Linked DNA regions of Homo sapiens: regions 2, 3 and 4 are each linked to region 1. Evidence: chromatin loops called from intact Hi-C (ENCODE). Cell type or tissue: endothelial cell of umbilical vein. All regions are shown on one strand. Region 1 has its middle 890 kb from the start of DAOA. Region 2 has its middle 71 kb from the start of ERCC5. Region 3 has its middle 890 kb from the start of LINC01309. Region 4 has its middle 270 kb from the start of DAOA.

Region 1 (8,000 bases):
GAACATTGGCGAGAAACTAGTTAAATTTTATTTGCAGTTAAAAGTAAGTTTATATTGGATAATGCTATTGCATTTCCCACAAAAATTAAAAGCATCAAAATGATACATCAACATCAATTTAAAGCAGGCCACGTGTCTAACTGTACAAGCCTGTTAAACTCTCAAACCTGCACCAACGTGTTATGTAGAGTTCCCTGGGCTTTTGATTTCTCGTCTTTGAAATGAGGAGGTTGGGACACATAATTTCTTAAATACCTTTTCATTTTTATTGATGTGTCTGATTATGTATAAAAAGTACTTACAGGGAAAATAATCAGTTTGATCTCCCTTGTAAAACAGGAATATGTTTTATAGAATCTTTCCCCATCTGAGAGAAGAGCAAACCATTTCCCATCAAGTCAATGTATAGGATTGTGTGTGTGTGTTGTGTGTTGCGTGTTTTGGGGTAGGTAGGGATGCCCTTTTATAGTTAATATAATAATAAATTGATTCTGTTTTAATTTGAAATATCTACAGTGTCTAAATTACCAAATCCTTAATTATCCAGTTACCAGCAATGACTTCCAAGTCCCATGGATTTAGATACATTTGAAATAAACCACCAGCTACCTCAAATCTTGGAAAAAAGCCCATTGCCCAGCTCAAAAATTACAAAACTTCCCAAATGTTTATATATGCAAGGTCACGTCTGTCTCAAAGTTTATCTTCAGCTGTTTTCTTCTGTTGCACCTTCCCTAGCACAGAACTCAAATTTACAGCTCAAAGACAGGAGAGGGAAATCTTTTAAAATTTATTTAAAAATGGAATACCCTCTCTATTATCAATTGGTTGCATACAGTATCCTATGCAAGTTCTCAAAAGCTAATCAGCTAGTCCTCTACAGAGATACTATTTCTGGCCACTTGACTGTAAGTTCCAGTTTCCTCCAAGATTGCCTCCTCCTTTTTCCCCACTTCTCTCTTTAGCATCCCCTCAGTCCCGTTTACACCTGCTAACTCTGTCGTCTCCCTTAAGCCCTTAGGTTTAGAATCACTCTTTTCAAATTCTAAGTGGCAGGAAATTCATTTTCCTAAACAAAGATGGCTTCTTCCTAACTGTAATGTGGGTAGGACTATTAAAATCATGTATGCACAAATCTGTGTGACTGCATGGCTCTCTGTGTGTACCCCAATTGATATTCACTCTTTAGGAAATGTTCCAATCTTTAAACAGGCCCCCATAACTCTGGCTCTCATGACACCTCATGATGAGCAGTTTTGTTGAATTCGCTGTCATGCCCCATGGACCCACTACCATGTAGGTGAAAGAGAGCACTGACTCTGGCAAAGCCAGCCTGTACCAGGACATGCTTCCCCATATTTGCAGCTTGGGTTCTGTGTTTCACCTGGCAGGAGGAAGACCTTGTGGACAGCTGTGCTGCAGCTAACCCACTGGCAGCAGCCTTTTGGGGGAAAAGTGCTGGAACCTTTGCAGGGTTGCCTTGTGCCTTCTTCTTGATGTTTCTGGGAATATGCAAAACTTCAAAGAATAAGCAACAATCACTTGTGTCCCTGTGATTCCTGATAGGTCATGCATGCAATCTTGTGGCAGCTTTTCAAGAGCAGCCTTGTCAGTTGTGTGTGGGTGCATGAAGCAGGCATGTGCAGACCATTTATCACATGATGTTTGCACTAATTAATGAACAAATGAGTAAAGTTTAAAAGAGGGATGGGGCCGGGCGCGGTGGCTCACGCCTGTAATCCCAGCACTTTGGGAGGCTGAGGCGGGCGGATCACGAGTTCAGGAGATCGAGACCATCCTGGCTAACACGTTGAAACCCTGTCTCTACTAAAAATACAAAACAAATTAGCCGGGCGTGGTGGCGGGCGCCTGTAGTCCCAGCTACTCGGGAGGCTGAGGCAGGAGAATGGTGTGAACCTGGGAGGTGGAGCTTGCAGTGAGCCGAGATCGCGCCACTGCACTCCAGGCTGGGTGACACAGCAAGACTCTGTCTCACAAAAAAAAAAAAAAAATGAGGGGTGGGCAGCAAGCTCAACTGGTGCTTTAAAAACACGACACAGTACTTGAGAGTATGTTTTGAAAACTAAACTAAACTTTGTATTTTCTAATTAACTATTCTCAACAGATCTCTCCTGACCATGCCGTTCATTGCCCTTGCTGTCTTCCTGATTTTCCTTTTTGGGTCTGAGTAATTTAAAGAGACTGACTTTGTGATTATAAAAAAGAGGTACAACATGAGATCTCCAATTACTGCAGACCACTGTGAGCTGGCGCAGTTAATCTTAACACCATACCTTAAATTAATTTAATTAAGTCATTACTTATGCTGTGTAGTCATAACTCATAGACTCTAGAAATAACAGCAAAATTAGGTTGTATACTTAATAAATTTCACTGTAGGTGGCATCACAGGCTGACAAGATCTGACTTAAAGAGAAGGATTCAAGATATCCAGTTGTTTTATAAATCCCAGGAGGTTTACATAACCCAGATCATAAGAAAATCTAAGCGAAGTTCTATGTTGAGGTCTGATTGGAAAAAGACATAAGCTCTGGATTTAAAAGTAAGTTGAGTATATATGGATTTTTATCTTGGGTCTAATTATTAGGTTATTACAAAAGTAATTATGTTTTTTGGCATTATTTTCAAATGGCAAAAACCGCAGTTACTTTTGCAACAGCCTAATATTTAATAGCCTTGCTTCTTTCTTGGAAACTGTTCTTGTTACTTTGAGTCTCTACCAGTCCCATCTTTTCTTGTTCACGATGTAATGTCTGTTTGGACAGATGTATCAAAGTACCTTAATCTAAGACACCAAATAGGAGAAAAACCTACACTTTTCTCCCATATAAATCCAGCATTATTCTCTTCTATTACATTTTTCACATAGACTGTAAATTAAAAAAAAAAAAAAACACACACACACACATTCTTGGTAATTGTCATGAAAATGGTATCTGCTGAAATATTTATGGAAACATCTGCGGTAGGTGAAGAGTCCCACAGCAGAGGAGCTATTTGTGCTTGTCTTAGTGACACGGGCTGGTTCTTCAGGTGACTCAGAACGTGTGTTCAAATTTGGTATTTGACAATTATCTCGGACACATGCAGAGAACCTCTCTTCCTCAAAAGCAGTTTAGAGAAGCTTAAACTTGGAAAAGTTGTACTTTCTCTGGTTAAACATAAGACTGGTAATAAAGGCAGCAATCTTTGTTCTAAGGTGAGGGAACTTGAGGCTTTGGAGCAGTAGCTTTGGAATTCCTAAAAGTTTAACAGCATTGAAGCTACTTGAAAATGGTGCATCGGGAGCCCATCCAGACTTGTAACTAATAACAGTCCTGGCAGGACACCACGCACCTCCTGCTTAGCGTCAGCTGTGACTAATACCCACAGCCACCTAGGGGAACAATGGCATTTTATTTGCTACATCACATGGCGAAAGAGCAACATTAGCCCACATCTCGTCTGTGACTCGGAGATCCAGTCTCCAAGCACTGACTGGTAGGGAAAGGCATTTCGTGTGGACAGTAAAATTCCCTCCACCACCAGTGGGAGCTCTTTACTTAACTGTTGTTCAGAGCAAGTCCGTAGGAGAATGAAATTCCAGTTCCACAGCCCTCACTGAAGCAAAGGGGTCGGCCTCTGTGGAACTCACAGAAGTTTGTGTGTTTGTGTATGTGAGTGCAGGTGTGTGCCTGTGTATTATGTTTGTTTTATGTCATTTTAGATGTGTTAAAAAAATAACAGAACAGAAATGGAGAAAGGAATGCTATTGTCAAAAAAGGAAAGAGGGGAAAGAAGTTACATTACGAAGCTAGCTTAGTAACCCCCAAACTTCCCACACAATTGTTCAAACTTAGTCCTTGCAGGTCAGTGCCCTATAGGGCTTCAAAGCTTTTCTGCTGTTTGAGGCCTCTCCCCCAGCACCTGCCTCTCACACACACCCCTGTTGTGGTCTTTTTCCCCCAAACTCATATATTTTGTTCTGTTCTAGTCCAAGTAGTTTAAAAAAAGCTTCCCTATTGAAACCACACACAAATACCGGAATCCAAGTATTTTTGAAGAGCTTTCTTTTGTTGTTATTTTTTTGTTCCTTTTTACTTAAGAGAACAAGAAATTAGAGGATTGCCAAAAATAGAAATGGAGAAAAACGAAGATGAATGTAACAATGAATACGTGAGATATTTTAAATGTCTAAACTGGTACAATTCAAATTATAAATGACATTATGGTCTGTGTTGCATTTGGCAGGAGTTGTTGCATGGAGATTGTATGGCAGGAGCCCATTTTCCTTCCCTGAAGCCAAGCTGGGTGTGTGGAGGGTGTCAATCGAATTAGGAGAGATTGTGTTGCTTTTGGTGGGGGTGTAGGTGGGGCAATTTGTGAGTCCTCAAGCCTGCCTTCTATGCCTCACTCACTAACTAGAAAGGTTATTCAGTGCAAGAACCATGATTAACAAGCAGCTGTCAGCTGAGTGTGATGGCTCACGCCTGTAATCCCAGCGTTTTGGGAGACTGACAAAGGAGGATGACTTGAGGCCAGGAGTTCTAGGCTGCAGTGAGCTATGATGGCGTCACTGCACTCCAGCCTGGGCAACAGAGCTAGACCCTGTCTCAAATGAACACATAAACTAACAAGCAACTGTCAAAAAGCATCCTCAAAAGTGGGAGTGCACAAGGCCACTGGCCAATAAGGCTAATAAAATGAGCCCAGTCTTCCCCCCGAACACAGTGGATTTCCATCTATGCGATAACGTCGTCGGAGCATTGTCCCTGCATGAACTTGACCTTGTCTTCTGATTCTACTTCTCAGATTCAGCAAGAGAAAAGAAGGGCCTGTAAAGGAAAGAGAAAGAGAGAGGCTGTCAAAGGTGCGTAGCTGCCATCTTGCTTCAGTGAGTGAGGCCGTGGCACCTCCAAATGTCCCCTCAGGAAAAAAATTCTGAAAAAGCCACGAGGAAATATTAGAAAAGCAATGAGCATTGGGATTTTGACATGGCTTTGGGATGCAATATAGCTAGTAGTTCATTGAATCGCAGACAGTATTGTGGAGGGGCAATAGAAAACGCAAACGTTGATGAGAGCAGGTGTTCTCTAAGCTCTTGTTGTCTTAACCAGGATTTAGATGATGCTCAGAGAAAGGTGAGAGCTCTGGGAATTTGGAAGTTGAGCCTAGAGAAAATTGAACTGGAGCAATAAAATCTAGAATCTACATAGATTTATTTAAATTTATATTCATGTACTAATAAATATTAAGGACATGCTTTATTATAAGACTTTTTATTGATTTTTTTGCAGATGCTGTTTATGTCCTTTTTTTCAAAAACAAAAAGAACTTTAAAAAATATCATCAAAATTATGTATATTTTTTCAGGATTAGAAGAGAGAGAATGTGATGTTTTATTTAAACTGGAAGTTAAAGCAAAATCGCAGGGAGAGACAATTACAAGATAAGTAGGTAAGGTAACTATTGCCCATAGGAAGCTCTAACCTTCTGTTGTAGGCAAAATTCTAGGAAGTTTCCAAGATTTTAGTCCTGTGGTTATTCAATTAAACACTAATCTAGGTGCTGCTGTGATGGGATTTGCAGATGTAATTAAGGTCCCAGATGAGTTAACTACAACATATGGAGAATACCTGAGCGAGCATAGCTTAATCAGGTGAGTCCATAGAATGCACAGTTTGCTCAGGCTGGGTGCAGAGGTCAGAGAGATTCAAAGTGTGGGAGAGAGTTGATGTGAGGGACCCATCTGCTGTCATGGCCTGAGAGCCCCATGGGATGGAGAGTGAGGGAGGTATCTGGGAATTGAGGGCAGATCCTGGCTGGCAGTAGAAAGGGAACAGGGACCTTAGTCCTAGTGTTTCAGGGAACTGGGTTCTGCTGGTAACTAGAATGAACTTGGTAGAACCCTCGGAACTCCTGGAGAGCACAGCTGACCCCTTGAGTTCAGCCTCACGAGGCCCGCAGCAGAGAATGGTGGGACCCTCTGAGACTTCTGACCCACAGAACTGCGAGATGATAAATAAGTGTGGTTTCATATGGTCTGGATCTGTGTTCCCACCCAAATCTCATGCTCAATCGTAATTCCCAATGTTGGAGGTGGGGCCACGTGGGGAGAGATTGGATCATGGGGGCGATTTCTCCTGCATGGTTTAATACCACCCCTCTTGGTACTGTCCTTGTGAGTGAGTTTCTCATGAGTTCTGGTTGTTTAAGTGGGTGGCACCTCCTCGCTCTCTCTCTCGCTCCTGCTCGCACCATGGGAGATGGCTCACACCCTCTCTGCTTTCCACCAAGATTGGAAGCTCCCAGAGGCCTCCCCAGAAGCAGAAGCCACTATGCTTCCTGTACAGCCTGGGGAACCACGAGTCAGTTTTATTTGTGTTTTATTAAGTTCCTTTTTGATTATTTATTTTAATTTATGAAGGGAAAGCTAAATTCTTGTAATAGATCACCACTATATACTTAAAATTATTCCAAGTTCCGAATAGTGGAACTATGGAACACAAACTGCTAGAAAATTGGAAATTCCCTTCGGTGTTCATGTGCGTGTTTGTGTGTGTGTGTGTGTGTGTGTGTGTGTGTGTGTGTGTAAGTGACCCCCCCTTTTAATTTGCAGACATTTCTACTTTGAGTTGAGTAGTAGAAAGAAGTAGAGACATGTTAAATGTCAGATGATTAAAAAGTTATTCTGTCATGATTTCTATTTAACTTTGGGAATCAGTGAAGAAATTGTTAGAGCAATAACTATACAATGCCTTCTAAAGAAAATTGAATAATATCTGCCCCACCCCTTTCAAGTAAATAAATAATCTCATTATTACAGTAATGAAAACAAGTTAGGGAATTTCCCAAGAACGTAGGGAGCCAAACTTTATCCTAGTATCTGCCTGATAGAATCAACAGGTCCATATTTGCCAAATGTAGCAAGGGTATACCTCACATCTTTGGCATAGATAATGAAAGAAAGCTTAGAAAGTACTAAGGGAACAAAAGAGATTTCCTCACTTCTCTCCTGGACACTGTTTCTGTCCACATTTTATTTTTTTTCCAGGCTCTACCCTGAATTCACGTATTATGAAATAAAAAGACATCTTCTTCTTGTATTTTCTTGTCAATAGTGTATCTGTGTGGGCAGGGATTCTAAAGTCGAAACACTTTTGGAAGCAGCAGGAACCTAACTTAAAAATTACGTAAAGAAGTGGATGAAGTGAGATGGTGCTGTGAGAGCTCTCTGCCTGCCGAGCACTTTAAAATTTTTCTGTCTACTTTTTTATGATCTAAAAATATCCAGAACAGATCAACTAAGACTGCAAATAAGGAAATAAGGATGGGGGAAAGGCAATCAGATATTGAAAAATATTTATCTTAAAAAGCAAAGAAAAATTAAAGAACATTTTAACCAACAATAGAACAGTTTTTTCTGGTTATTACTAACATAGTATACATGGAAATTTTATAATGTAATCTCCTAAGTCAATGTGTAGCAAATGATTGCAGAAAATGAACATTTCAAGCCTTCTCTCCCACCTCCTTATCTTTTGTTACTTATTTTGAAAAAGTTTTTCAGAGATGCCTATAGAAGTTACCGTGGATATATTCAAATCTAGAGAAAGAGATAAACTTAGTAAGTTTCAAGGGTCTAGCTTCATTTATCTACTTCTGGTTTGACCACATTAAACACTAAGCTGATACTCAAAGATATGAATTCATCTTAAAACAAAACAAAACAAAAAAACAAAATCAGACAAGTAACTCCTAGAAGTATTGTTTCTACAGGCAATAACTATTTAACATTTATAGGGACTTCAACTGATAGAGGAGATGATTGGGAATCTATGGGGATCTTGTCAGGGTTTGGTAAAATCGACTTTGTTTTGTTGGGTTGGTTAGTTAGTTGCTCTTATGTAACAATTGGGGAGTCAATCATTTAAAATATATCCTAGCTAATTTAGAGTTCTCCTTCCCTCCCTTAATAGCATATTAAATAGATCCTTAAA
Region 2 (8,000 bases), 1.7 Mb before region 1:
CACCCTCTCTACCTCCTTTCTTCTCCACCCCATCCCATTTCCCTATCAACATGATGCTTAGTGACTTCCTCTCCCTCAAGCCCATTCTTCATCAGAGCCATTCTCTGCTTTGCCATCACTCTCTGAGCCTGGAATACCCATCTCTTTCCCATTTCGGTTCCCTGCTTATCTACAAAGACCCAGCTCAAATGTTCCTCCTCTATAAATTCCCAGAGCAGGCAGCCTCCTGCTCTGTACTCTCCATGATGTAGTCTAGGATGGCTATTTCACATCTCTTTGTCTTTCTTTATGTGTTCTGATCTCTGCCTTTTCAACTAAACTAAACTTTATGAGGCAGAGTCTATGTTTTTCATTTTGTGTACAATTGCCTTGCATTGGGCCTGGCATGTCACAGGTGTCAATAAATGTTTGTCAATTGAATAAATGAAAGTGTGTCACTTTTCTGGCTAATGTCATATATTTTTCATTTTGCTCTAGGTCTCCAGAAAAGAGCATCCATTGAGCTGAGTGGAATGAACTCAGTTAGTTGCTATAAAGTCTATACCTCGTCTAGCCTTTCAGTGATGATTCATTTATCCATTCTTTCATGTAATGCGCAGTTGTTGAGCATTTTCTATCAGGTGTTTTACCAGCCATTGAGAATGAAAAGATATCTAGGCCAGATATCACATCAGCTTGCTTGGAGCCCTTCTAGGAAGGGAAAGGAGCTACAAAAACTAGACTTGTCTCCTTACACGATCTGTGACAACTGTGAGCCTTCTGGCAGTTTGTTTCTAGCTCTTCTTTCAGTTTCAGCAAAAACTCGAGTGAGCTGAGGGCAGGACAAGTTGACGTATCGATCTAGTTATAAATGCTTCTAAAAGGTCCCTCCTGGCTTTGGTAATGTCTGGGCTCAGACACCTCTGCAAAGCTGAATTATTTCTAGGTCAACCATTTTGAGGTTCCTTCCTCCCAGATGAATGGTTAAAAACTCAGATAAGAAGTATTTTTTTAAGTAATGCAAGGTGGAAAGTGAATGGCTTTTGTTTAGTTTCAAACCGATTCCTCATCTTAGGAAGACAGAAGAGCGCTGATGATATCCTGGTGCTGTCGTTTATTTGTGGTGAATTTGCTAATTAAACGCCCACTCCCTTTTCTATTCCTCTCTGCTCAGCCTTCAGAAGAGTGCTGGCATCTGACTTAAGCAAAAGGGAGGAGCGAGTTTTCTAAGGTGGCAGAATGCCAACATCCCTTTGCCTTCTGTTGTCTTGTGAGTGATGCCAAGTCATCTGGTGGCTACTTGTAGTAGAGGAAAGGATTATTAATTGTTCTCTGATAATTCGCTCAAGGATTCTTTAACCTCTTGACTTAAAGTAGCTATGGCAGAGATATTAGAATGACAAACCCAAGGGCACGTAGTAGAATTAATATTCTGCAAAGACCAAAGTTTTGCACAGGTCCCATTTTACTTGTTTTCACGTCACTCCCGTATCTCTGGTGAAGTGGATAGGATGAATTGATAGAGTAGCAAAGCAAAGACAAATGACCACATCTCTTCCCAGCCACGGGGTGACCCGGCTTGCACAGTAATGAGTATAAACAGCAGGCACTCTGAGGCTAAGGAGAGAAAAATGCTGACAGAGCACTTGCTTTGATTGGATTTATAATATTATAGGGAGAAATGGAAAGCGAGAGGGAGAGATAGGAAGGGTGAGGCAATACGGAGTGAGGACGTGGAGACCTATTTATGGCTGTTTCGTGGTCATAACTCAGCTGCTTTGTTTTGCCCACTCAGTGAACTGACCTTCTTCAATCCTTTTGTTTGACAGCCTCAGGGAATAAATTCCTCCTTAATCCACCTCCTAGGCCCAGCTGAGGTAGTGGGAACAGAGCAGCTTCGCACAGAACCAATAAGTTCACTTCCCAGAGGCGAAAGGGTAATTTGTCCTGCCTGTTCACTCCATCACTGCCCTTGCTGTTCTGCGGGTGCACAGGGTACCAATTAGTGCTAATTGCTGCCGATGGTGGTGAAAGATTCTGTGACAAGTCTCTGCTGAGAACAGGGCTGACCCCTAACTCATTTCATGTAGAGCATGCCCATGAGACCAGGTACTTTGGGATAGTACAACAGTGTGGATGGGCGGGAAAGAAAGATCCTTGGCAAGAGCACAGGCCTGTCTTGCTACAGTCCACTAACAGCTACTGAAAACCACAGTTAATTTTTCCAGAAAGAGGAATTTTGCCATTGCTCCTCCAGATCTTACTTTGATGTGGAAGGATCCAAAAGTATCCCCAAAGTAAGAGTCAATCTAATTATATCTGGAGTACAAATTCACTGCTTCACTTCTGCCTAGCAAAGCAGCCAGAGATCTTTATGCCCAGTGAAATAAATTTTTAACAGACTTGCTATAATGTGTCAAAGTTTCCTGAATAAAGTTGAGCGAGTAAGCATGGCTTTTAAGATCTTTCAACGTGATGGACAAGAAAATATCCACGTAGAGAGAAGTAGGGCTGCTTATTGCAATTAGCCACATTATTGCATCTGGAAAATCCTCTCCAAGGAGGATCAGAGGTCCTGGCATCACACATTTAAATTAATATAAAAGAGGTGCTTTGCATTAGCCAAGGAAAAGTTGAGAGTTTTCTGATTTGGCCACTGTACTCTTGAAAAAGGTAGTTCATTTCATATCTAAAGTAGCCAGAGATAGCTTCAACAATTGCCAGCTACCAGTTATAAATAGCTTTCCTCTCTGAAACAAAGCCTCATCTTTCAAATTGCTTCTTTCTTAAGGAAAAAGAAAAACCCTGAGATTCTTTCAGCACTCGCCAGCTGTTCCAGATGTTATGATTCCACATCTAGGGCCACGTTCTGAACTAAAAATATATACATGAGCTTGACTTCCAACTTCTTCACTAAAGTAACATCATAAATTATCTTATTTGTCCCTTTGTTATGTTCCAGAAGTGTTGGTAAGTAGTTTTTAAGGGGAGAGAGAATTTGATCCTCATTTTTTCCGTGAAACCTCTTATGACAAATAGTAAATTTCACTCATAAGATTGTAACCTAGTCCATTAGAGTGTAGTCCAGACTTCTTTTTACTTATAATGAAAAGTAAAAAAATATCCTATTGTTATCATAATCATAAAAACAAGAGAAAATAAATAAATTGGATAACAGAAACTTTTGAAAGTGGGACTTAAAATAATTTGATTAGAGACAGATCTTGGTGGTAGTCTGAAAAGACTTGGATGTTTCCAGAGCCCGTGGAATCAAACAGTTCCTACTACGGCCACCAGATGGCCCTATGAGACCGGAGCTTTTCGTGTAGATGCTGGCGGTGGTAGTGGTAGTGGTGGCAGTAACTATGGTTTCAGGATGGGTTGGGACTCAGGCAGAAAGCAGCAACCGCCCAGCCTTCACGTTGGCTGCATCTCCTCCAACAGTTCTCCATCTCAAACATTCACCAGTTAGTGTGACATTTTAAAAATGGAACTTGGATGATCACATTTTCTTGCTCAAAACTCTCGAATGGTTTCTCAGTATGTGTAGAATAAATTCCAGACTCCTTACTCTGGTTTACAAGGCCCTACATGATCTGGTACATAGCTACTGTTCTGACCTTATTGCGGCCCACTCTTCCTCTAATCTTTTTTTAAGACGGACTCTCGCTCTGTCGCCAAGCTGGAGTGCAGTGGCGCGATCTCGGCTCACTGCAACCTCCACCTCCTGGGCTCAAGCGATTCTCCTGCTTCAGCCTCCTGAGTCGCTAGGACTACAGGCATGTGCCTCCACACCCGACTAATTTGTGTATTTTTGGTGGAGACAGGGTTTCACCATGATGACCAGGCTGGTCTGGAATTCCTGACCTCAGGTGATCCGCCTGACTCAGACTCCTAAGGTGCTGGGATGACAGGCGTGAGCCACCGCGCCCGGCCGTCCCCCGTTAATCTTACTCCAGCCACACAGCCTTTTCGTATTTCTATTTATTTATTTACTTTAAGTTCTGGGATACATGTGCAGAACCTTTTTGTATTTCTTGAAGGGGCAAAGCTCCTTCAGAGCTTGTGCATTAATTGTCTCATTTGCCTCAGATGCTCTTATTCATATCACCAAATGGCTCAGATCTTATCCTTCAGCCCTCAACTCAACATCCATGTAGAGTAAAGCCATCCAATCCAAAGCATTAACTCAGCTGCTTCCCAATCTATCACTTTAGTTTTCTGACTAAGCCTTAATCGTGATTTCTTTCTTCCTTCCCTTACTTTCTTTCCCCTTCTTTTCTCTTTTCCTTTTTTCCTTTCCTCCCTCCCTCCCTTCCTTTCTCTTCCTCTTTCTTTCTTTCGCTTTCCTCCCTCCGTCCCTCCCTCTCTCCCTCCTTTCTTCCCTCCTTCCCTTCCCTTCCTTCCTTCCCTCCTTTCCTTCCTTCCTTCCTTCCTTCCTTCCTTCCTTCCTTCATCTTCCTATTTACTTATCTAATGTATGATCTATGTATTATCAGTTTATCTCCACTGGAATGTAAACAGCATGAGAGCAGGATTTTTTTTTTTTTAAAGTTCATTGTTATTTATCTCATCATTAGGACCATGGCTGTTCTTGTATAGAGAATGAATAAATGGATGTTTGAGATATTTGTAAGTTAGGCATTTATAGTACAAGTATGGTACATCCACAGATTACTAGCATTTGGATAATTTGTAATGGTAAAATTTATCATAAATTAGTTAAGTTTTTTCATTTACCAAACAGTTACTGAACAGTAACTAAGTGCCAGGCATTGTGATGGGCACTAGAGATAATCCAGTGCTGAATGCTAGCAAGAAAAATTATGTTCTGAGAGCTCAGGCTCTATACCAAGGGCTTTTACATATTATCTCATTTAGTACTTACAACAGTATTCTGAGACAAGTTCTTTAGTCTCTAATTTCATTTTACAGAGTAAGAAACAAATTTAGTCAAGATAAGTAATATACCCAAGATAACATGACTGTTGCATTGTGGAACCGGGACTCAACCTGGTATGACGTAGTCCATCCTGAAGGAATCAACAAAGACAAACAATGGGACTAGACTCCAAGCATGTCTGGCAATAGAAGTATCAGGCAGAGATAACAGCATGACTAAAGACATAAAACAAGTTACCAAAATGTGAACAAGACTATCAGAATATTCCAGATGTATCTAACAAAGAACCATATAGAATTTCTAGAAAGAAAAAAATAGTAATTGAAATACAAATCTCAGTGGATAAGATAAAGTCTAGCTAGATTTAAAGAGAGTAGTAAACAGATGAAGAGAGAATTTGTGAACTAGATGACTGATCTTAGGAAATTATCAAGATTACAGCACAGAAAGATTAAGTGATGGAAATATATTAAAGAGAAGTTTAGAGATGTAGACAACAGAATTGGAAGGCCCAATATATTTCTAGTAGAAATTCTAGGTGAAAGAAGAGAAAGAAGGTAAAGGCCAATAGTTAAAGAGTTGATGGCTAAAACTTTCAGAAAATTGATTAAAGCCATAAATTGACTAAATTTCTTTCTTTTTTTAAAAAAATTCTATGTTAGGTTCAGGGGTACATGCACAGGTTTGTTATATAGGCAGATTGCATATTGTGAGGGTTTGGTGTACAAATATTTCATCACCCGTGTAATAAGCATAGCACCTAATAGGTAGTTTTTCAATCCTCACCCTCCTCCCACCCTTTACCCTCAAGTAAGCCCTGGTGTCTGCTGTTCCCTGCTTTATATCTCTATGTACTCAATGTTTAGCTGCCACTTACAACAAATATGCAGTATTTTGTTTTCTGTTCCTGTGATAGTTTGCTTAGAATAATGACCTCTAGCTCCATTCATGTTACTGCAAAGGACATGATCTCATTCTTTTTTATGGCTACATAGTATTCCATACTGTATATGCACCACATTTTCTGTATCTAGTCTACCATCGATGGACATTTGGGATGATTCCATACATTTGCTATTGTGATTAGTGCTGCAATGAATTTGCATGCATGTGTCTTTATGGTAGAATGATTTATATTCCTTTGGGAATATACTTAATAATGGGATTGCTGGGTCAAGTGGTAATTCTGCTTTGAGTTCTTTGATAAATCATCAAACTGCTTTCCACAGTGGCTGAACTAATTTACACTCCCACCAGCAGTATATGAGCATTCCCTTTTCACCACAACCCCACCAGCATCTGTTATCTTTTGACTTTTTAGTAATAGCCATTATGACCGGTGTGACATGGTATCTCATTGTGGTTTTGGTGTGCATTTCTCTAATAATTAGTGACGCTGAGTATTTTTTCATATGCTTGCTGACTGTGTATGTCTTCTTTTCAGAAGTATCTGTTCATGTCCTTTGCCCACTTTTTAATGGGGTTGCTTTTTTCTTGTAATTTTGTTTAAGTTTTTTGTAGATGCTGGATATCAGGCCTTTGTCAGATGGGTAGATTGCAAAAATTTCTCCCATTCTGTAGGTTGTCTGTGTACTATCTTGATAGTTTCTTTTTGCTGTGTAGAAGCTCTTTAGTATAATTAAGTCCCAGTTTCAGTTTTTGTGTTTGTTTTGCAATTGCTTTTGGAGGCTTCATCATGAAATCTTTGCCAGAGCTTATGTCCGGAATAGTATTTCCTAGGTTATCTTCTAGAGTTTTTATAGTTTTAAATTTTGCATTTAAGTCTTTAATCCATCTTGAGTTGATTTTTGTATATGGTGTGAGGAAGGGGTCTAGTTTCAATCTTTTGCATATAGCTAACCATTTATTCCAGCACCATTTATTGAATAGAGAGTCCTTTCTCCATTGCTTGTTTTTGTCACCTTTGTCAAAGATCAGATGGTTGTAGGTGTGCAGCATTATTTCTGGGCTTTCTATTCTGCTCCATTGGTCTATGTGTTTGTTTTTGTACAAGTATCATGCTATTTTGATTGTGTAGCCTTGAAGTATAGTTTGAAGTTGGGGAATGTGATACCTCCAGCTTTGTTCTTTTTGCTTAGGATTACTCTGGCTATTTGAGCTCTTTTTTGGTTCCATAGGAATTTTAAGATAGTTTTCTTCTACTTCTGTGAAGAATGCCATTGGTAGTTTGATAGGAATAGCATTGAATCTGTAAATTGCTTTGGGCCATATGGCCATTTTAACAATATTGATTATTCCTATCCATGAGCATGGAATGTTTTTCCATTGTTTGTGTCATCTCTGATTTCTTTGAGCAGGGTTTGGTAATTCTCATTGTAAAGATCCTTTCACTTCCCTGATTAGTTATATTCCTAGGTATTTTTTTATGGCTATTGTGAATGGGATTGTGTTCTTGATACAGCTCTCAGCTTGAATGTTATTGGTGTATAGGAATCCTACTGATATTTTTACATTGATTTTGTATCCTGAGACTTTGTTGAAGTTGTTTATCAAGTCAAGGAGCTTTTGGATAGAGACTATAGGGTTTTCTAGGTGTAGAATCATATTGCATAAATTGACTAAATTTCATAAATCAGATTAAAAAATGCAACGTGTCCTGAGCTGAATAAATAAATCCACACCTAAACACATCTTGATGGAACTTCAGAACACCACAGGCAAACAGATCTTATAAGCAACCAGAGAAAAAGACATAGCTCTCCTACAAAAGGATAACCATTAAACCAAAAGAAGCCTCATCAGCCAAAATAGATGTTAGAATATAATAGAATAATATTTTCAAAGTGCTGAGGGAAAATCATGGTTAATAAATATTCTATACTTAAACTGTATTTCAAGAGGCAAAATAAAAAAAGACACTTAAAGAAGACTGAGTTAGTGTGCCACCAACAAAGTTCTTGATTCAAAACGTCCTGTGTAAGAGGTGCTTCAGGAAGAAGGAAACTGAACTCAGAAGGAAGGGGTGAGCTGTGAGAATGAAGGTGAATGTGCGGCTCCATGTATATAAGCATCATCCACTTAAAACCACGGAGGCGGTGACTGTGAAGGGTGGCAAAGTCAAGATGGAACTCGATCGCTGCACAACATAATATGTCAC
Region 3 (8,000 bases), 250 kb before region 1:
GATCCTACAAGGATGATGTATTAGTCATTTCTCACACTGCTAATAAAGACATACCCAAGACTGGGTAATGTATAAAGGAAAGATGTTTAATTGACTCACAGTTCAGCATGGCCTGGGAGGCCTCAGGAAACTTACAGTCATGGCAGAAAGGGAAACAAACATGTCCCTCTTCACACAGTGGCAGCAAGGAGAAGCGCTGAGCAAAAGGGGCAAAAGCCCTTTATAAAACCATCAGATCTCATAAGAACTCACTCACTATCACAAGAACAGCAGCATGGGGGTCACCACACCCATGATTCACTTACCTCCCACCAGGTCCCTCCCATGACATGTGGGGATTATGGGGACTACAATTTAAGATGAGATTTGGGTGGAGACACAGCCAAACCATATCAGATAACATGATATTAATGTTAAGTCATCCAAAGACAATAAAGAAATTTAATATTGTGAAATAAGACTCTATCTGAGATACTACTATGGTTATGAGAATAATTTGATTGAATGTGTGCATATGTGAGCATGAGTGTGTGTGAGTGTGTGTGTGTGCATAATTTACTTTAAAGGGAATTTTAAAAAGAAAGTTTCAGGTAAGTTTGGGTATTAATTAACTTAATTATTGTCATAAATTTAGAGAATTCCAAGGTGATGACTACTCGGCTAGTACTTCATAGTAGAAAGAGCACAAACTTTAGTGACTAACTTACATGGAATCCAATGCTTGTTGCACGGTACACCAGTTGTTTGACTTTGGACATATGACATAACCCTCTCATGCCTCAAATTCCACATTTAGAGCATGAGAAAAATAGTGAGTATAACATAATGTCTGGCATAGAGAAGAAGGCTCTTGGTAAGTGTTAGGTCATTTCCTCCCCCACTTTCACTCTTCACGGAATAGGCAAGTCCTAGTAGTTTGGTTAAAACTCTTGGTTTCATTCATTATTTTCACTTTATAAAAATACTCAGATTCTCCTTAGTGCCTAAATTACTCAGTGAATTAAAAGAAAGTGTCATTGAAACCTATGTTACATTTATGGATCTTTTAAGCATATAAGCACTGCAGTTATCTTATTTACAAAGATGCTATTATTCACCTACTATAAATCAAGCTTACAATGGCTCATTCTCAACTGTACAATGTAAAAGATAATAGAAGACATTATTAATCTTTACTTACATTGAGAGTAAAAAGGTCATATGTTCGTTTGAGCTTACGTAGAGGGTATTGTGGTATATTGGAGTAGAATTCGGCTACCTTGCAGGTTAGTCCAAATGCATCTACCTGCCACAGGACCTACTGAGGCTTCCTGGTCCTCTTCTCTAATTTGGGGCCACCATAGTTATGGTATAGGCTAAAGATAAGCCTCTATTTATAAAAAAAAATAGAACCTTAGCTTTACAGAGATAGGAGAAACTTGGATAATAAGAACACATCTGAATTTATACATGAAGGTCTGGAGTCATAAATAAGTAAAATGATTTGCTCGAGGTCACATGGCAGAGTCAGGTAGGAAACTCCTGTATGCTAGTAACTCCTCTTTTCTCCACCATATCATACAGGAGAGTTTTCATTCTTTTTGTGTTCTTATGATTCCATGCACTGGAGCATATAACAGCACTATTGAATCTTCTCAGACTATAGAAAATTTGAAGCCTTAACTTTATTTTAATCTATGGTTTAGCTATATATTCAGAAGTCATTATGGGCACTGTAACTCCCTCTTTTACTCTATAAAATATTTTACATGGTGCATATTTTATACAAAAACACAAAATAGGTGATCAGTAAAAATTGAATGGTCATTTAATTTTGAAATAGATTGCAGATGATATTCTCTTATAATAATGAAATACTTTCAAAATACCCCCAAATTATTGTTATGCACTGAAAGTTAGTTGTATTGACTATAGCTCATAGCAAAAGTGCCACTGGCAAGAATTTGGAAATCTTTGTTATATAGGGGGTGTTTTAATATGTGTTTTAATGGTATTTGCACACAGCAATGCACTTGTAGAATATTACTAGCTTTAGGCTTTCTCTAACCCTGAACAAACTCAATTCCCAAGCTCCCAGAGCAATTTTTAAGCAGAAAGGGAGAAGGCAGATCTGAAGACAAACATATAGTAGTGATCCCATACTAGGTGAAAATCAGAATTGAAAATGGTAGGGTCAAACACTATTTAATAGTTGTGGCACAATATTCTGACCACTATTACTTTGACATGCTGGGGTGGAGGGTAAGCAAGACCATCTCAGTGGAAAAGAGTACTGTCATTATGATGTGCTCCAGATTTCGAGGCAAAAACTTACATCATAGCAATATTAATAGTAAGGATACGCAATATTTATTAATCACTTACTAGGTGCTTTTGCTGAAAAAGTGTTCTTTAGTTCTGAGATATGTTTAATCTTTGGAAGAAGTCTGTTTGATATACTATAAATTTTTCTATTTTTGTCCAGAATAATACATCTATTAATGGATACATCAGGGACTAAAATACAATTATTTATAAATCCATAGTAATCAAATAATATAATATAGCATCTTTCCATATGAAGTCCTAGTAATCATTTTTGCCAATCTAAATATAAGAAAGAAAATAAAAAATATGAATAATAAAAGCCATAAAAATATTACTTAATATTAGTGATTTGAGACATGAGCGTGTTTCTGGACTCTTGATGTTACATATGTCATAATTGCCCTGTTTTCTTGGGAAATAAAACTCTGAGGAAACTCATAAAAAGATTTGTTTTATAGAAATATTTTGAGAATAAGAAAAATTTTGTTTATTATTATATACAGTCTAAGATATCAGAAATGTTTAAAATCATTTTAATTGTCTATATTTTCTATGTATTAGTCTACATTTCCTGAAAAGTTCATTTTATTCCATTTTTAAAAGCTTATAGATGAAAAATTTTAAGAGAGACACATTTAGTTGAGTATTGAATTCTAGAAGTAGATAATCCACAGGGAAAGCATGGACTAGTTCCACTGACATTTTATGGGTCCTATTGGATCTCAGTTACATAGTTCTTTTTTCAATCTTTAAGGGTTTTAATGGATTTAGCAGATTAATAAAATTTGTTTTCCTCTAAATCTTTTAACCTTTCACTTTTTATTACATGGTGCAGCACACACTGTTTTCACATAGAGGGCAGCTTTGTCCCTCTGAATTGCAGACTCTCTGCCATTTGTACAGCCTTCTCCAGACAGACAAAACTGAGCAGAGTCCAAAACATTATAATAACATTTGTCTCCGATGTTGATGAGGGCCAACACATATTAATTTGTCATTTGCTGCATATTTATCCACCAGATTGCAGACTATTTCCAGACTGAGGCAGTTAAAAGCCTTTATTAAAAATGATGCTTTTGAAATCTAATTTATGTCAGCATGCATATATTTTTGTCTAATTTTTTTATGTTTTACAAGCTAATAATATTTCAAAAGTGACAAACAGGAATGTTAGATTTATGAATCTATTTTTTAATTAATTTCTCTTATTACAAAGTCATTTTATTTCTCTTTTTGCTATTCCAGCCTTAAATATTTTAGAGGGTACCATTACAGTGGTAGCTGGTAGTTACCATGACAATCATAATTTTAAGCAACTCTGCCTCAGACCTTTATAGTGAGATATTATCAAACAAATAGGATGCATAAAGGAATCAGGGTAAGTAATGCAATAAATATTTGAACAGAGTTTTTCTAATCCCACATATAGAAGCAAAGGGTAAGTGTGAAGTTTGTGTTTACATATGCGGCTATGCTAATATCTATAACAATGTTAATTTCCAAGTTATTAAAAACATATAAAGTTTTTTATAAGGATAAGTGTGAATTGCAAAACAGTGCAGACTCAATCTATACATACAACTTAAAATGTCTTCACAGAAACATTTTTGCTATAAAAGGGAAAGTAAGAAAATAAAAGGAAAAAGAAATCACATTTTAAACATTGAAGAAATACATGTTTGACAAATATTTTTACAAGCAAACTACATGAAACCATCTGATATGTTGCTACATACTTGTATTGCGACATGAATAACCTATGACATTGATTTTCGATTAATAACCTATGGCATTGGTTGTCAATATATGTTATTCACCCGGCTAATGTGACATTTTAAGGTCTGATTGTTGACTTCTTCTGGACTTTAGGCTTTGGTCCATATGCTATAAGTGATATAAAGATTTAGAAATATGGTCTTTGCCTACTACAAGCTTAAAATATAATAAGGAAAATAGAAAAATAAATAAGTATGGTATAATAAACATTCCAAATTTATGGTACAAATAATAAGCAATATAGAAATCAGATGAAATTATCAAACTAGAATCTTTATTGTACAGGTCTGAGAAAATACTAAATGTCAGCTGGTGGCATCCCAAAAACTGAGCTTGATGCCTGATGCTGCTACTTATTTTCACGTGTCATTTACAAAGTTTCTTTTTCTCTCTAAGCTTCATGCATTCATCGGATAGCAACCCTGTGTTGGTTTGGTCACGCAGTTATAACAGAGCACCACACACTGGAAGGTTTAAACAGGAGATATTTAGTTTCTTAAAATCCTGGAAAGCAGAAATCTGATATCACTGTGTTAGCAGGGTTGGTTTCTTCTTTTTTTTAATTTAATTTAATTTAATTTTTTGAGACGGAGTCTGGCTCTGTCGCCCAGGCTGGAGTGCAGTGGCGCGATCTCGGCTCACTGCAAGCTCCGCCTCCCGGGTTCACGCCATTCTCCTGCCTCAGCCTCCGGAGTAGCTGGGACTACAGGCGCCCGCAACCACGCCCGGCTAATTTTTCTATTTTTAGTAGAGACAGGGTTTCACCGTGTTAGCCAGAATGGTCTCGATCTCCTGACCTTGTGATTCACCCGCCTCGGCCTCCCAAAGTGCTGGGATTACAGGCGTGAGCCACCGCGCCCGGCCCAGGGTTGGTTTCTTCTGAGGCCTCTCTCCTTGGCTTGCAGATGGCTATCTTCTCCATGTCTTCATGTGGTCTTCCCGTGTGGTGCGTCTGTGTCTAAACCTCTTCTTGTAAGGACACCAGTCATAGTAAGTTCAAGTCCATCCTAGCTGCCTCATTGTAACTTAATTACCTCTTTAAGGACCCATCTGCAAATACGGTCACATTCTGAGGAACTGGGGTTTAGCACTTTGATATATAAATTTGGGGGTAAAACCGCAGCTTATAAGAATCACTAATAGTACTCATGTCATGTGAATGTTGTTAAAATAGGCTATTACTTGTGAAAACACATTGTAAACTTAAAATGGGTAATCAAGGTTAAATGGTGCTTTAGGCAGGGTAGGCATCAACTGCTATCAAACACACAAAAATAATAATTCTCAGGGACTTAAGACAATAAAAATATGATACAAACCCATGAAAAATCCAATGTAGATGTTCCCAGTAAGCACACGGTGAATTGAAGATGTAGGCTAGTTCCATCATGTTGTAAGGTCTTGGTGTCCTTTCCTGAATTCTGTGCTTCCAGGCAAGAGGTGGAAAAAGATAGTATAGGAAATGTGTAGGGAGGACGTGTGAGAGGATCAGGCCCAGAAGTGGCAACCACCCTCCCACACACATTCCACATTCCATGAACAACAGTCCCGTGGTCCCAACCAGATATGAGGAGCCTGGGAAATATGGTCTAGTAGTGAACAAAGAAAGGGATAAAGAATATAGGTCTTCTTAATTGTGGTGAAAAATTAGTAAGAAATTTTCCAAAAAAAATTAGCCAATCCTTGCCATAAAAATTATCTGTACATTTATTTTAATTGGACTTTGAAACATAAGTAGGCGTCCAAAGATGAAAATGGGGCAGTGATTACATTCTAAAGAAAATGATATGACCAATAGATAAAAAATGTATGATTCTTTAAATCAAGGAAATACAATGTAGAGGTGAAAAGTCTGTAGCTAGGGCCTGGGGGTTATATTCCTGCTTCTTCCATATTTTTAGCCGAGAAGCAATCCATTGTTAAATTCTCTAAGCTTCAGTTCCTTCCAAAGTCAATTACCCACAGTATTACCTTATTGCTACTATAATATAACATCTCATAGGTATTTTTGTTAGAATTAACATGGAGAATATGAATTGAGTAATTTGCACATCTCATGGTGTATTGTGAGCACTTAATTAAGACTCAATAATATTGTGATGTTCCATGGCAACAGCGGACAAAGATCTACTGCCTAAACCAGTGTATTTTTTCATCTCTATTTCCTAATTTGGTCGAAGTTAATATCTTATTAACTGAAGAAGTTATAATGAAAACTGTGAAGATGAAGGCAGAACACATAGCTTGGAGGATCATGTTAGATGCTCACACTGAAGACCCAATCAAGTACTATTGCCGCTACTTGCTTGGCAATAGTACGTGATTGGGTCTTCAGTTTTTAAAAATTTTAGTAGTTTATGGTTCAAGAGTTCTAGGGAAATTCCACAAAGATATTTTTCAAAATGGTGTCCAAAACTACATGTATTCATTCTGAGAGGAAACTTACCCACCTCATCTCACCCAGAACCCATTTCAATGAAAAGATTGACTTGCTTAATTAGACTCACACAGAGTTTTGGTTCTGCTCCTCCGGTTGAATCTTTGACAAAATTCAAGCTAAAGAAATTTTGGAATTTCACTATGAATACTTCTTGGCATTAGTGATAACTGTTGGAGACTAGACCTTTGTCCATAGACTGGCTAAAAAGTGAGTTAACTTCAAAAATAGCCCCTGAGAACATTCATTTGCTTGGGCACTTACCAGAGAAGCACTCAGGACTTGGACATGATTATAAACCAAAATGTCAACACTATGAATTACATGTAGAAATAAAGAGGCAGCCAGAGTGGGCTCTAGAGCACAGCTGGTGGAGGCGCCACAAATCCGATGACCTTAAGCGTATGGCAACTGTTGTCTTCCAGCTGGGACTTCTGGGTGTCACTCAGTGCTATTATCCCAAAGCAGATTACCAGAATTAGCTCTCAAATCATTTAAGGCTCAAACTTCAGAAAATCTAAATAAGCAAATGAGCATGTACCTAGAGACCATATATTTAACGAAACACATGTTCGGCAATATTTCAAAACAGATCTATATAAATTTCCCAAACTTTGTATTGTAATGTAAAATATCATAACTTAGATCATTTCTACCTACCTAAATATTCCTAAGAGAATTCAAATTGTTAACTGAGTTTGGGGTGATTTCTGTATCTCATAACTGTAACTGTGAATTTGAATATATATATGTATACATATATTTTATTTTTCCAATACTAGCAGTAGTAGGGATCAGTCAAATTAGCTAAACCAGATTGAGGAGTCAAAAACATTATAATTATAAAAAACTCAGTGGCTTTCAGGTTGCAAATGTTAAGTTTACTCTCTAATTATCTATTATATGTTGTAAAGTTATACATATATTTAGTAACATTTACCTTGTAAGAAATATCAAAAGACAATAATAAACATAATAATAAAAAATCTCTCTTTTGGATAGTAAATGTTGCATTTATCCTCTGATTATCTATTAGATACTTAAAAGGTATATATAAATTTAGTAACATTTACCTAGTAAGAAATATCAGAAGACAAAAAAATAGTTAAGCGTATTATGATAATAAAAAAACTCAATTAGTTTCTTCTAGATAGTAAATGTTAAATTTACTTTCTGATTAGCTATTATATATTTAAAATATATATTTAAATTGAGTAACATTTACCTAGTAAGAAATATCAAAAGACAAAAAAACGTAGTTCACGCATGTGGAACCATATAAAATGAAGCATTTAACATTGTATACATCTATCAAAATAGTCAAAACATATATATTTTTAAAGTCTATTTTTGTCTTGTGTTGTGGGAAATGGTGGAAAATACATTCCAAATTTAAAGCTTATTAAGCAAAGCCAAATAGCATTGGCAGATGGATACGTTATCCTGAAAGCCTAGATAGCTGCCTTTTCTGGCTCAGGAG
Region 4 (8,000 bases), 620 kb after region 1:
TCTTATGTAGGATAAACTTTTTAGTAGATGTTTCTGCCCTTTGTTTAATAGCTTATATTAATATTTTTAGTTTATGATAGTAGTTAGCTGCTCTTCATTTAACTTTCTTATATTTTAGTTGATAAAGCTGCTATCCCCATAAAAATCACATATTCAAAATTGTAACACAACAGGAAATTTAGGAAATCACTAAGATTAAAAAAAGTTAGAGATAAATTAATTTAACTACAGCAGAAATATATTGGCAAGTCATCACCAACCTGTGTAAATATATCACTGGGCAGGAAGAAGGCAGAACAAATAATTGTTTCCCAAAATATCAATGCAAAGGAGCTGTTGAAAGACGTGCTGCAACTTTGGTACCATAATCAGGGGGAGCATGGAAAGGATCTCCCAAGTCAGACTCACCTCTATTCCTCTTCTCCGTCTTTAACCAAGCATAGATTTGCCATTGAATACAGCCTTTAGTTTGAAGAAATATAAATAACAAACATGAAAAGGATTAACTGCAAGGACTCATGAGAGCCTGGAATATCAATTAAAGAGATAGGAATAGAGACAGGAAAAGTTCTGGATGTACTAATTCTAAAGATTATAGCTTTTCATGTTTTCGTAGATCAATGAAAGCAAAGGAGAGTGGCACTGTATTGCAAATTCTCATAGTCACATGGAATTCTTAATGGTCAAAGGAAAAAGAAATAGTATAAAAATTATTAACCCATCTCTATTAATCATGATACAGTAAAAAACAAACCCACATTCTCATAGACATAATACAATAAAAGTTTATTTCCCATGTACACAGAACTGCTGTGGGTCTCAGACCATATGGCAAAGCAGCTGTTCTCCGCAAGCCAGATACCTCTAATTTTGTTTGACCAAACCAATTTATCACAACTCTGCTTACCATATCATTGCAACAAGGGTACAGAGAGAAACCGGTAAACCCTCCATGGGTTTTCCACTGCCAAAGACAAGATTTCTTTCCTAGTAACAGGGGTAAATATAGATATACATTTGCTTACAAGGAGAAGCAGACATTAGTAAATACTGCTAATGTCTACCAAACAACTTGGTAAGTATCTGCTTGATGTGTGGTAAATTTGGTCCAGAATTTTTAAACAACTTACTTTCTGAATGAGATTTTCTTAACCTTTCAAAAAACACACAAACAAAAAAACCCCAACAATTAATATAAACACTTATTTGGACATCACGGGTACCTCCCACCATGATAAAGTATTTTTAAATTTTATTCAGTACATAAAAGAATGAAAATAAATTTCAAAAATGGCAAAGTAAGACATTTTGAGTGAACCAGCTATAAAAAAAGAGAGCAAAGAGGTTCGGTGAAGAAATGGAAAGATAACCAAAGGAGATGGAATGTGAACGTATAGCGCTTATATAAGAAGACTAAGAAAGAAATAACACTATCAGGAGTATGATAACCATATTAAAAGCACCTTAAGTATAATAAAATGGAATTTAGAAAAAAGGGATAAAATGAGGAATGAAATAAAATAAGTGGAAACAAAGGATTAGAAGAAATAGTGAAATATTTATTATTGAAGAAACTAACAAATAAAATGCAGCTTAGCTGCCAGTGTTTCTGGAAAAAGAAATGAAGTGATGTAGTAGAAAACATATTTAACTGTAAAAAATCCAGGGGCCTCCCTCAGAGTGGCCCCCAATGACAGCCGCAGTTGAGATCTCAACACACTGCCAGCCAGCACTAATCAGCCGTGTCGGGGAGCTGCCTTGGAAATGAAAATGCCGGTCCCTGCCAAGCCACCCCAGTCGATGCCTTGTGGAACAGAGATGAGCCATTCCTGCCAAGCCCTACACAAAGTACAGATTTGGGGACACAAAAAATAATTATTATTTTAAGTCACTAAATGTTGGGGTGGTCTGTTATACCACAGTAGATAACCATATCTTTGGCATTATTTATTAAAACAAATAGGAAACCTTTCAGTAAAATGTGCTTTAAAACTGGATTACTCATACCAGATATCCATTCACTGGCACCTGCTGCTTGAAGACATGAAGAAAGAGACCATCTTCAGTGGGCCAAGGCGGGAGATCATTCTGCAGCTTTATAGGTATGAAGACTAGAGAAATGCGACTTGGATATATGTATTGTTGAAATGACTGATCCGTTTATATAGCTAACCAATTAAATAATTGTATTTCTTTTTAGGAATGCTATTCTGGATAATGACTGGAACATTTCAAACACAGTAGGTCCAAATGAAGATGCCGTGGAAGTAAGAGATAAGCAGTAGAATATATGTTGAGAATATCATCTTGTGAGTGCTTTAAGCAGAGAATATGTTACACTAAAATGTTCTTATTACTATTGCTATACATTTGTCTCTGTAAATTTGATTTATCAATGAAAAGGCCTATTTATCAGACAGTAATACAATGTAAATGTAACAATTAAATTACATAATGGAAGTATTTCCCAGGAGAAATATTTTGGCTTCGTTTACGGAAAAAAAAACCCAACTTATATAAGTTAAAAATATAAGCTAATGGGAAAGCTGCATTTGAAAGAACATTGTGAATTATTTCATAATTGTACATGCATTTGACAGTTACACTAGGCAAAGTAATAATATGGTTCTCTTAAAAGTCAGAACTCTGTCAAAATCTGTTTCTGGGGAAATTATTAGATTTAATAGGTAATTCATCTGCTTATATTTTCACATTGCTTAGTGATTTCTAACATATCTTGCAAGCAATCATACTCAAGGCTTTCTTGGTATTTTAATGAATACAAATTATCGCATTGAATCTCAAAAATTAAATCAAGCAGAATCCCATATTTCACTTGACATACAGACAGAAATATTGAGAAATCTGATGTTTGATCTCCTGTCATTTCTCTTAAGGGTACCCCTTCCAAAACTCTTTGTTGTTGTTTTCAGCTATATGTAAAAACTTTCACAGAAAAAATAGTTTTTGAACTGTTGAAAAACATCCAGTTTGTAGTTGTTAATACTTCTTTCCTGTATGTGGAAAAACAAACAAACAAACAAAATGGGTCTGAATCCAATTCATATGTAAATTGTGAATTACTACATCAGGCAAGTACATTAACTTTTAAATTTTTGATTCAGTACATTGTTGACTCCGACGTATTGCTGCGCCCACAAAATAATGAAACTACAATTTAATTTCTCTTGCCTTGATATTTGGCATGTGTATATTAATTATCCTCATTTTTCAGATTATGTAACAGATTTATTTATAAGTTTATTTGTGGAAAGAAGCCAAATAAATGTTTAAAAAGCATTTTCATCATAATTTCTAATAATTCAGAAGCCATTAAACATAATACCAATGCAATCCAATTTCCTCAGCATTATTCTAATATTTGTGTTTATAACAAATTAGAGTCACACTTGCATAAAATTTTAGAGTTGGAAGGAACCTCGGAGAGCAGTTCATTAAATTCCTAGTTTCACTGAGAAAGAGATTCAGAGAAGTTACAGAGACTTGACCAAAATTACTGAGAGAGTTAATTGTAAAGTTCCCACTTGAACCTATTTTTCCCAATTTCTGTTCCGGTACCATTTCCATTGACACAGAGCATATATCCCAAATTTCATGAATATACCTGAGAACATCTCAACATAAAAGTGGCAAGTAGCAAAATTGTTAAAAGTTGAAATTCCAAAACTATATATAATTTTATGGAAGAAAACGTTAGAAATATTACTTCCCCTTGTCAAAAAATTTGCTAATGTATGATTTTTGTTTTTTGTAAATCCTTTACCAGTGTTTATATGCATCACCTATAATTTTTTCTTTATTATTAATATAAAATATTTAATACATACCAAACCCAATATGTTATGTATTTTTATAAAGAAAAATAACGTATAAAAACTAAATCTGTTACATCACCAAAGAAACTGAATGTAGTAATAATTGGCACTAACTTTTCTACCTCGTCCTCACCCCATCTCCTGCCTCTCACTCATAAGTCACTACTATCTTGGGTCTTGTATTTAGCTTTCTCTTGTCTTGGTAAATTATTTTATCACATACATATGCATTGCTAGGAAACATATTTGTAAGTTTTATTTAGTTTTAAGCTTTACAAAAGTAGCCTTATTCTGCATGCAGTCCTCTGGGAATCACTTTCTCTCAACTTCAGGTTTCTAACCTTTATCTGGGATGATCCATGTAGATTTAGTCCATTCATTTTTACTGTTGCAAACGGTTCTCTTTTTGGTAGTATAAAGCAAATAATTCATCCCTTCTCTGAGGAAATAATGTTTTCTGAAATATCTTGAACATGACTCCTGAAGCACATCTGCAGACATTTCTCCAAGTTATAACTGATTCAGGACAACCGAGCCTCCAAACTGGGGTTTCGCCCAGGGAGGTTCCTGGCTTCACCTGGGAAAGAATTCAAGGTCAAGTGCGTGTTGTTAGACAGCAATCTCTCACTGAGTCGTGATGCTCCTTTCGGAGCAGGTCTAACTCACAGGCAGTGCTCCCAGAATCCCCAAAGGATGGGCTCTTGGCCACTGTACTTATTTCCACTTATACCCTCCTTCAATTACCTGCAAAATTAAGGGTCAGGCTAATACAAATTGAGGCTCAAGTTATTTAGAACTTTGTAGGGAAAGGGCGGCAATTTCCAGCTGGTTGCCATGGAGAGGGGCAGCAAACTCCTAGATATTGCCATAGCACTTGTAAATTGTCATGACGCTGGTGGGAGTGTCTTATGCTAATGAGCAATGAGGGCCGCTAGGGATTGCTTTGGTTACCATCTGCTGGTTCCTGCAAGTTTCTTCACTTCATAACTATGCATGGAATTTCTGGGTTGTATGCTGTACAAATGCCAAATTGTTTTCCAAGTTGGTTCTACCATTATCTTCCCGCAGAAATGTATACGAGTTCCTGTTGATCCATATCTTATCCAATAGTTCATATTGTTATGCTCTTTTATTCCCTTATTTCACAAGTGTAAAATGATTTCTCATTGTGGTTGTAACCTCCGTTTTTGGAATTTGTTGACGTTGAACATACATGTGTCCTCTTCTGTGAAGTTACTATTCAAAATTTCTTTTGAATAAGTGTCTCTGACTTGATAATTTATATTTTGTGTTTCAGTACTTGTCTGTTGTGTATGTTGTGAATATCTTCTAGATTTTGATTCATCTTCACTTTTTAAACTCTCCTTTATTGAACAGAACTTCTAAATTTAAAGGTAGTTGAGTGTTTCAATCTGTTATTTTAATTAGCACATTGGGTCTGTTAAGAAAATACTTTCCTATTAAAAGGTCAGAAAAATATTGTTTTATTTTCTAAAAGAGGTGTGTGTGTGTCTGTGTGTTGTGAAGCAGAAGTCTGATATCAGGTTTTATGGATCAAAAATATATATTATGTTTTTGTTTGTTTATGCATCAAAAATATATATTTGTTTATGCATCAAAATATATATATTATGCATCAAAAACATTTTGTTTATGCATCAAAAAAATATATTAATAGTTTATTAAACAGGTCCCACCAGGCCTGCTTTGTCATATATTGAAACTCCATAAGTATGTTCTGAGGCTTCTATCCTCTCCCTTAATTTTCATTGTTTTATTTTAAATTTTGATTATTTATGGATTATATCTAAGCCTCCACTTCTTTAGTTTCTTGGCTGGTCTTTCTTTTATATACATTTGAGATTTAGCTTGACCAGATCCATGAAAAAAAAAACTGTTGGTATTTGGACTTTCATAGAATATATCTCAACTTTGGGAGAATTGACATCTTTGGAACGCTATTTCTTTCCAACCAAGAGCATGGTATTTACTCTGTATGTTTACGGTCTTTTTAATGTAGAGTTTCAGCATTTTTTCCACGTATGTTTTGTACGCATTTTGTAAGATGTATTTTTAGTTGGTTTGTTGTTTATATTGATAGTGTACATAATAGGTTTTTGCTGTTTGTTTCTGACTGCTTTATTGAGATGTGATTGATGAAATGTGTTTTTAAACGCAATTTTAAAATTTTGGCTTTGGTATACATACTAAAAATATGCCAATTTTTTTCCAGTGAGCTTATACCTGTATAACATGCTACTCTCATATTATTGTGAGTAGTCTGCCTGTAATATTTCTTTTTAATTTCAAGGTAGATAATATAATTATAGTTACTTCTTCCGAATTCTTATGTTTTTATTCCTTTTTTTCTTTCCCTGCATTGTTTCCATGATCTAGTACATAGTTGAAGAGAATCTAAGAAAGCAAGCATCTTTGTGTTGCTCCTGATTTTAAAGATAATAGCTTCCAATTAATCCTTATTACAAGATATGTATGTTTATTTTTATTTGTCCCAAGTACATAGTACCATTTATATCTATAGATTTATGTTTTAATGAGATTTGGAATATTTTCAGCCATCATATCTTCAAATATTATCTCTCACTTATTTTCTCTACTGTCTCTAATTGTTGTGTATGTGATCTTCTCATTCTATCTTTAATACATTTTTATGATTATTTCATATTTTTGTCGTACCTCTTAATATTTCACTTTATCTTATATTATTTACTAGATTGTATTTTCCATTTCTCTGTTTCTTTTCAACTCCGTTTAATATATTGGTAAACTTTATGTCGACTTTCAAATTTAAATAATTAAATATACCTATATAATTAATGTTATATGATATATATTTAGACATACAGCCTAGAAGTTTTGTTTTCAAATTTCTGCATTTATCCCTGATAATGTGTTACTGCTGATCAGTCTTTGAAATTGTGTCTTTTTTAAATAAAATATTTATATATAATTATTCCATACTTTGTATTGAAAAATTCTAATATTTTTTGTCTTTGGGCACATTAAAACTTGTATGTATGCATATTCACTTATTTGTCATTGCTGATTTTCAATCTCAGTGGTCCAAACTCTCATATATTTGTGTTTATTGATTGAAAACTCATTGTTTGCTCTTAAATAGGAGTTGTGTGATGCTAAGTTGTGACACTCTGTTACAGAAAAGATTTGTTTCAATCAGTAGCCATGGGATGCCACTATCTCTGACTTGTCCAGCTCTACGTCTTTTAAGTATTTCAGTTCAGAGTTCACATCCTAGAGTGACATTCCTATGCCTCTAGTGATCCAAGTCTCCCTGTTTCCTTCACAGGGCTACTGGATGGTGACTTGATTGCACAATTTATTTGTGCACAATCTTCCTTTAATTCTTCATTGTGCTTTATCAATATATTAAGATACTGAGTCTGTAGTTCACACTTTTATTTTTATTTATTTATTTATTTATTATTTTATTTCAGTAGGTTTTTGGGGAGCAGGTGGTGTTTGGTTACATGAATAAGTTGTTTAGTGGTGATTTTTGAGATTTTGATGCACCCATCACCCGAGCAGTGTACACTGTACCCAATGTGTAGTCTTTTATCCCTCACCCCCCTCACCCTTTCCAAAAGACTTTCCCCAAAGTCCATTGTATCATTCTTACGCCTTTGCATCTTCATAGGTTAACTTAACTTCCACTTATGGGTGAGAACATAGGATGTTTGGTTTCCCATTCCCGAGTTACTTCACTAAGAATAATGGCCTCCAATTCCATCCAGGTTGCTGCAAATGTCTTTATTTTGTTCCTCTTTATGGCTGAGTAGTAATCTATGATATATATACATATATATGATATATATACCACAATTTGTTTATCCACCCATTGATTGATTGGCATTTGGACTGGTTCTATATTTCTGCAATTGTAAATTGTAAATTGTGCTGCTGTAGTTCACACTTTTACATAGAGAACTTGCTTCACTAGTTAGAATTGATTATAAAATGCTATTTTAAAACTACATTAAAGCAGATTATCAATCTACATATAGGGAAGGAGATTTTATTGCTAAGATATTTACAAAGGTAATGAAAATATAGTACTTTTGTCATATGTGTTCCTATATCCTTTAAAACTCCAAGCAGAGGCCTATAGATACATGGACAGAAAAA

Evidence for each region. Peaks named below come from ENCODE experiments on the same cell type or tissue, not always from the same donor. Only the 100,000 strongest peaks of a DNase experiment are listed, where the experiment ranks them.
Region 2: a loop joins it to region 1, with 4 times the contacts of the local background. A loop is called at or near these places in 3 of 110 quality-filtered maps.
Region 3: it touches region 1 in a loop (2.7-fold over the local background); 8 of 110 quality-filtered maps call a loop at or near these places.
Region 4: it touches region 1 in a loop (4-fold over the local background); 10 of 110 quality-filtered maps call a loop at or near these places.

What each region holds. Positions count from the first base shown.
Region 1 is chr13:104,568,287-104,576,286 of GRCh38, forward strand. No RefSeq gene overlaps it. Among named protein-coding and RNA genes, the nearest start is that of DAOA, 890 kb to the right of the region's middle. In endothelial cell of umbilical vein, a CTCF peak has its summit at 3,558; a DNase peak (open chromatin) is centred at 3,525; H3K27ac peaks cover 217 bases.
Region 2 is chr13:102,912,908-102,920,907 of GRCh38, forward strand. No RefSeq gene overlaps it. Among named protein-coding and RNA genes, the nearest start is that of ERCC5, 71 kb to the left of the region's middle. RefSeq lists an enhancer at 3,442-3,551. In endothelial cell of umbilical vein, a CTCF peak has its summit at 3,268 (motif pointing right); DNase peaks (open chromatin) are centred at 1,224 and 3,304; H3K27me3 peaks cover 365 bases.
Region 3 is chr13:104,315,048-104,323,047 of GRCh38, forward strand. No RefSeq gene overlaps it. Among named protein-coding and RNA genes, the nearest start is that of LINC01309, 890 kb to the left of the region's middle. In endothelial cell of umbilical vein, a CTCF peak has its summit at 3,167; a DNase peak (open chromatin) is centred at 784; H3K27ac peaks cover 2,373 bases.
Region 4 is chr13:105,191,462-105,199,461 of GRCh38, forward strand. No RefSeq gene overlaps it. Among named protein-coding and RNA genes, the nearest start is that of DAOA, 270 kb to the right of the region's middle. In endothelial cell of umbilical vein, no CTCF peak of the experiment used is centred here; a DNase peak (open chromatin) is centred at 4,820; H3K27ac peaks cover 1,084 bases.